Regions from separate parts of the Homo sapiens genome. Here region 2 is linked to region 1. Evidence: chromatin loops called from intact Hi-C (ENCODE). Cell type or tissue: HepG2. All regions are shown on one strand. Links, peaks and the distances in the headings refer to the core of each region. The heading gives the core; the rest is flanking DNA.

The links. A loop is a pair of places that touch in the nucleus more often than their neighbours do. Peaks named below come from ENCODE experiments on the same cell type or tissue, not always from the same donor. Only the 100,000 strongest peaks of a DNase experiment are listed, where the experiment ranks them.
Region 2: it touches region 1 in a loop (4-fold over the local background); 2 of 110 quality-filtered maps call a loop at or near these places.

The regions. Positions count from the first base shown.
Region 1 is chr7:37,014,952-37,017,869 of GRCh38, forward strand. The region is part of intron 15 of ELMO1 (engulfment and cell motility 1); the gene reads right to left. Among named protein-coding and RNA genes, the nearest start is that of ELMO1-AS1, 19 kb to the left of the region's middle. In HepG2, for the core only: no CTCF peak of the experiment used is centred there; DNase peaks (open chromatin) are centred at 750 and 1,310; H3K4me3 peaks cover 312 bases.
Region 2 is chr7:37,067,663-37,070,580 of GRCh38, forward strand. All of the region lies in intron 15 of ELMO1 (engulfment and cell motility 1), which reads right to left. Among named protein-coding and RNA genes, the nearest start is that of ELMO1-AS1, 71 kb to the left of the region's middle. In HepG2, for the core only: a CTCF peak has its summit at 1,419; no DNase peak of the experiment used is centred there.

The DNA.
Region 1 (2,918 bases), core at 244-2,743:
AGCCTCATGGAAACACACTCAAGGATACACGGCTACCAAGCTATTACACACCAACCTCTTCTCTCCTCAACCTTCATGAATACAGTGAATTTCAGACTTCTTAACAGTTTAAAACAACAGCAAAGTGGTGTTTATTTGCACAGCTCACCATTTCTAAAGGGCACAACCCGATTTGAAGATATGGTAATGCTGTTTTCCTCCAGATAAAGTAAGGGCATGGGCCTGGAGCAATGCACAGTCCTGTAGGAAGAGTCCGGGGGTGGGGTGGGGGGACAGAAGATTTGGGTTCAAGTGCAGCCCAGGCCAATCCAGAGCAAGTCATTTTACCTTTCTGAGCTTCAATTTTCTTAACTAAAAAAATGGAGGGCTGGGCACAGTGGCTCACACTTGTAATCCCAGCACTTTGGGAGGCCGAGGCGGGTGGATCATCTGAGGTCAGAAGTTTGAAAGACCAGCCTGGCCAACATGCTGAAATCCTGTCTCTACTAAAAACACAAAAATTAGCTGGGCATGGTGGCATGCCGCTGTAGTCCCAGCTACTCTGGAGGCTGAGACAGGAGAATCGCTTGAATCCAGGAGCTGGAGGTTGCAGTGAACCGAGATCACACCACCGCACTCCAGCCTGGGCGACAAGAGCGAAACTCCGTCTCCCAAAAAACAGAAAAAAAGAAAAAATAGGAAATGAAGTCCCCTCTGCCTTCTCCCTTGGCTTCAAAGCAGATCAAATAAGCCAACTGAGGGCAAAGTGCTTTGGACAGGATACAAGTTAACACCGATATGGAGGGAAGTGGTGGTGATGACAATAAATATTGCACCTGCCTACTGTTTCCAGGAATGTGAGTTTTTCTGTGATTTTTCCACACTAATTCCTAGTCCAGCCTGTTCACATTTCAACAGTTAGAAGCAAAAACATATAAGTGATCCCACCCCAGCCTGTGTTACTAGCAGAGAGATGGCAAATGTGAAGTTTTGACTTGCGATACAAAGCTATTTAAGAAACTCAGAAGATCAACACTGGCAGACTGTGTGGTTTGCTGCCCTGGGCAATGAGCGGTTGGTCTCCCTTTTATAAGCACCAAAGCCAATGAAATTTACAAATCTTCAGCTGTACCTTAAAACACTATTGCCATCTAAGAATTTGTTATTAATCACATTATCACAGTATCATTTTTGGATCTAGTGTGATTATTTGTGTACTTTATGCCCTAAAGTTTTTATGTGATGAGTGGAGCTAAGAAAGCCAGAAAAAGCTGAGACTTGCAAGTCCTACTCTTGCTTGGGTAAAGAGGGAAGTGACATCATTAATAATTAACTAGATAATTCGTTGGGTACATATGGCATGCCAACAGCTCTACAAGCACTATTCTTGTAACAACCCTGGAAGGTAGGCCTTATGGACATCCTCATTTTATATATGAGAAAGGTAAAACTTGGATAAATAACACCTTCCATCATGAGCTTTTTTTAGTTGGCCCCAAATGAGCGTCTGAAACCCACAGTCAGCTGACCCAGCAGCAGGCTTCCTCCTTTAGTTGACATCAAGAGCTCATTGCATTTCTCTGTGGTTGCTGCTTTGAAAATTAATTCCTCCACCCATTCTCTTAGGTCTCCCGTACTCCTCCTTCAACATAAACCCAGATCATGACCTGCAGTCCAATGTGGATCACAGCAAGTGCGTAGCCAGTGCCTGCTGACTGAGAACACTCGGCCATGAGATAGCAGTACCAAGGCCTGCACCGCCAGCAGCCACGCACCGGGCACTGAATGATGGACTTCATAGTCACTTATTATGTCAGGCACAAAAGGAAGATATTACTAACTTCTTTTTAAGATTATAAATAGGAGATTGAGAAAGGCTCGGTGACTTCTCCAAGGTCACATGGTTTGCAAGTGGTGGTGCTAGAATTCAAGGTCGAGTTGGCTCCAAAGCGCATCATTATTCTGCTTCACTTGCTTTCCTCATTCTGTTTCTCAATTAACCCTGCCTCCAATGCACCTCCACCAACACAAATCTGAAACAATTGTTTTTCTATCCACAGAAAATATTTATGAAGTAAAACCTTACAAGAGGCACAGCTTCACCTATTAATGCTGATGTATATTTACTGTGTAAGATTCCTCTGCTTTCCTCCTACTACTTGTGGCTTACATGGAGTTAGACTGGAATACCAGGGTTACGCTCCCCTTCTGGACCTTACTCCTCCTTTCCTGGGTCTGGGCAAAGCTGCACTCTCAACCTTGCTGAGCAGCCAAGAAATCATCTACCTGGTTCCTAGCTTCTGCTGAACCAACCCTTTTTTCTTCCTCAAGATATTTTATCTTTCTCAGCTTCTCTAACGTATCAAGGTTTCCCCAGGTACTCAGGCACTAGGGAAAGGTCACATTGAATGAGTGTATTTGATTTATTTCAAAAAGCTCACCAGCTGGGTTTCATGTTAATAGAACCTGAGTTTTGTTCATGACAACAATGTGCCCAGCTAAAAAAGTACAATTTGCGCCTCCCTTGTGATTAAGAGTCGTCATATGACCCAATCCCAAATAATAGATAAGTGAAAACTGCTGGGCACTGTTCCCAGGAAAGACCTTTAAAAGGGGAAAGACTTGGTTGACTTGTGGCCTTTTGTCTCTGCCTCCCCACTTCAACTTCTTCATGTCTGGAACACAGGACTGATGACTGGAGCTCCTGCAGCCATTTTGTCAGCATAAAAATGAGGGCTATACCCTAGACAGTTAGTAGGAGCTCCTGATGACACTGTGGAGACACCACAGCAAATGGAATTGGAATTCTTTTGAATGTAATTCTTTGTACACAATTTGTTGGTATGTAATTTGTTTAAGCCATGTGAAATTACTAATATATTAAAAAAAACCCAAGCAAGCACATTGACAATAGCATAAGAAAACATGTGCTCAAGATC
Region 2 (2,918 bases), core at 134-2,633, 53 kb after region 1:
TTAGAATTATAAAATTAACAAACTAGAAATAGAAATTGTTAGTCTGCAACAGCTTGAAACTCACATAATCTTTCTTTTTTTTTTGAAAAGACAGAATTTTCCTGTTATTAACACCATAAAGGTTTAAAAAAAAAGCTTCTTTGAAAGAACTCATGTGGCTAATAAATGTGTTCTTGAAGGCTCTTCTCGGACTGGAGTCACTGACAAATCTCAGAAGGATGAGTTGAAATATAAACTCTAGGCGAGCTATTCTCACTCATAAATAAAACAGTTCGAACTCTGCTTGGGGTTATGAGAATCCAAAATTCAGTATTATGGAGGTACTCAGAACATTTGCATTTGAACATTAGAGACCAAATACTGGGCTAAGAGAATGGAGAAGACCAACAGGTAATAGGCACAGATGGCCTGGGCACAGGTCTACTGCTCTCAAGTGGAACTGACTGTGGGTCACGTGTTCCACTTTGACACATGGGAAAGTTCACATGCCTCATCCCTTCCCCAGGCAGGCCCTAAATGAAGGCTGTGGTAACATGAGATGGGTTGTGCAGTAAAGCAGTTCCCAGCTGTCCGGGTGAAACTCTATCCCAGTCTCCCTGTCTCAGGAAAGTACAGTAAGTTAGCAAGTGAGAGTGACGTTAAAGAGATATTCTTGAACCCGCTCTAGGAAACCACCTGTACCCTTTGGCACTTTACCTATTCTTAGTAATAGAATATTTGTGACCATTAAGATGTGATGAGGTCACAGTTGACAGTGGCCAATGTATATGACACTTATTGTCAACATTAATTCCCAGGACATAACCCCATCTCTTCTTATTGCACTTGCTAGTATAACTATGAGGCCCACTCTGTTAAGGCAGATGAATTTTAGCATATGCCTCAGTAAAACACAAATAAGAAAATCAATTTCATAAAAGAACAAAACATTTAGGATACAGGTAACTCAGAAATTAACATGCAATGTCTCAGACTTATATAACTGAGAGAGTAGAGAGAACTACAGTTGGTTCATTACCCAATATAATGATATAATGAAACTAAGGAGTGTTCATGCTGGTTTACAAAAGGGGAGATAGTGGTGCTCACTAAAGCACAGACAGCTTGAGGGATTCCTACAGAAATCCCCTTTAGGAGGTCTGGGCCCCACAAGCAAACATTACATAGTAATGAGCCCGACTCCTAGGTCATGAGATGGTCCCCCAAATTATTGAAGGCTATAAATCTTAAATATAAAGGTGGCTAATACAAAATAATTATAAAACAGCAGTTTGAATTTAAGTGACAATTCTACATGTGAAATATAAAAGTGTTAATGACCTCATTTTGAAATGATGGTCACATGTCTCCAAATGCCTCATCTCTCCGTGTAAGAGTCAGGGTTCTATCCTGACAGTAGGACACTCCTTCATTCCTCTAAGATTGCAGCTGCTGCTCCCTGGGAGCCTCCCAGTGGTGGGAACAGCTCCAATCCCATTCTAAACCACTAAGAGCTCCAATAAATGGTTACCATTTACTCCCAGGGTTGGCCAGTAAGCCCCTCCCCACTTCCCCAGTAAGTCTAACTAGAGACAAAAGGAATACATTAAAAAAATGTGCTTTATCTACACCTTACAAGTCTGGTCCTAAGACCTCTCTAAATAGATCTAAGCGATCTATTTAGAAGGAAAAGAATATGTTTCTTGATGAAAACCACTCAAATTAGTAAATTAATTCTTGATCTGATAAAGTCAAAACAAATCCACTCCATCACTTCCCAACCACTTCATGTATGAGGCAGGGGAAAAATCCAGAACCAGAGTTACTAAAATCAGAAAAGTTCTAGCAGCTGCAAACATGAAATTAAGAAATTCCCTAGAAGAGAAATTCTCAAATTGTGCCTCACTGTAGCAAAGAAAAGTGAATGACTAATAGGTGCTAAAATTTCTAAAGTCTCACATCTCATAACATGCCCCAAACTTATAATTTATTTCATAACAAGCACTTTTAGCTCAATCTTTGGAAGAAATGTTTCAAATGGAACCGATCTCCGATTTCATACTAAAAGTTGATGAGAAAATGGGTCTCAGAATTAGTAATAAACTTTGCTAGAATGTTCTACTGACTTAAAAATTAAGAATTGGAAGAATTTTATAACTAAAATATTGTTATATTCTATTTCGATCCATCTTACCAGCATAAGTTGAAATTTTTCTTATGTGAAGTTACTCCAATTTCACCCTTTTTAACTTTGAGAACATGAGCTAATTTCTGTGCTCTCTCTGCATATTTATATCTAAATCCTAGATTTGCTTGAAAATGAGAATTTTATCAGTTGTCAGAGGCAACTCAACATAGGAGGGTGACGAGGGGAGAAAACAAAATTATATTCAAATGAAACTTAAGCTGGCTCCCATCTGGCTAAACTTTAAGCTTCAAATAAATGCAATTTTCTTTTCTTCACCTCATCCAATCAGACACAGAAGATATTTCTCTAGGGGGTAAGGAGATAGCAATCAAAGGAGGCAAAAGAGGGAAAACTGCCACTGCATCCTCTTACATCCTCATCACCCTACGTTCCTGGCACCATTGGATGGCAGAGGAGCCCATGCTGCTTAAGTCTCTTCATTCTGTGGCTCTTCACAAGCCTTCCACATCTTGGGGAGTGTGATTAAACAGACGAGAAGAGGATATGAGAATATGAGAGGCTGGGAAAAATTCATATGAAGATGCAATCCTCTTGTATTCTTTCTTTCTTTTTCATCTATAGTAGAGGGCTAAGACCATAAAAATTTATCAATTTAGTTCACTGAAAATATTGCACCCTTTCTTGATTTCCGTTGGAATTTGTGAACTGTGTGTGTGTGTGTTATACTTAAAACACATATTTAAGTATCAGTCTGGGATAACAGCTGTAAATTGGAAACCAAGATCAGCAA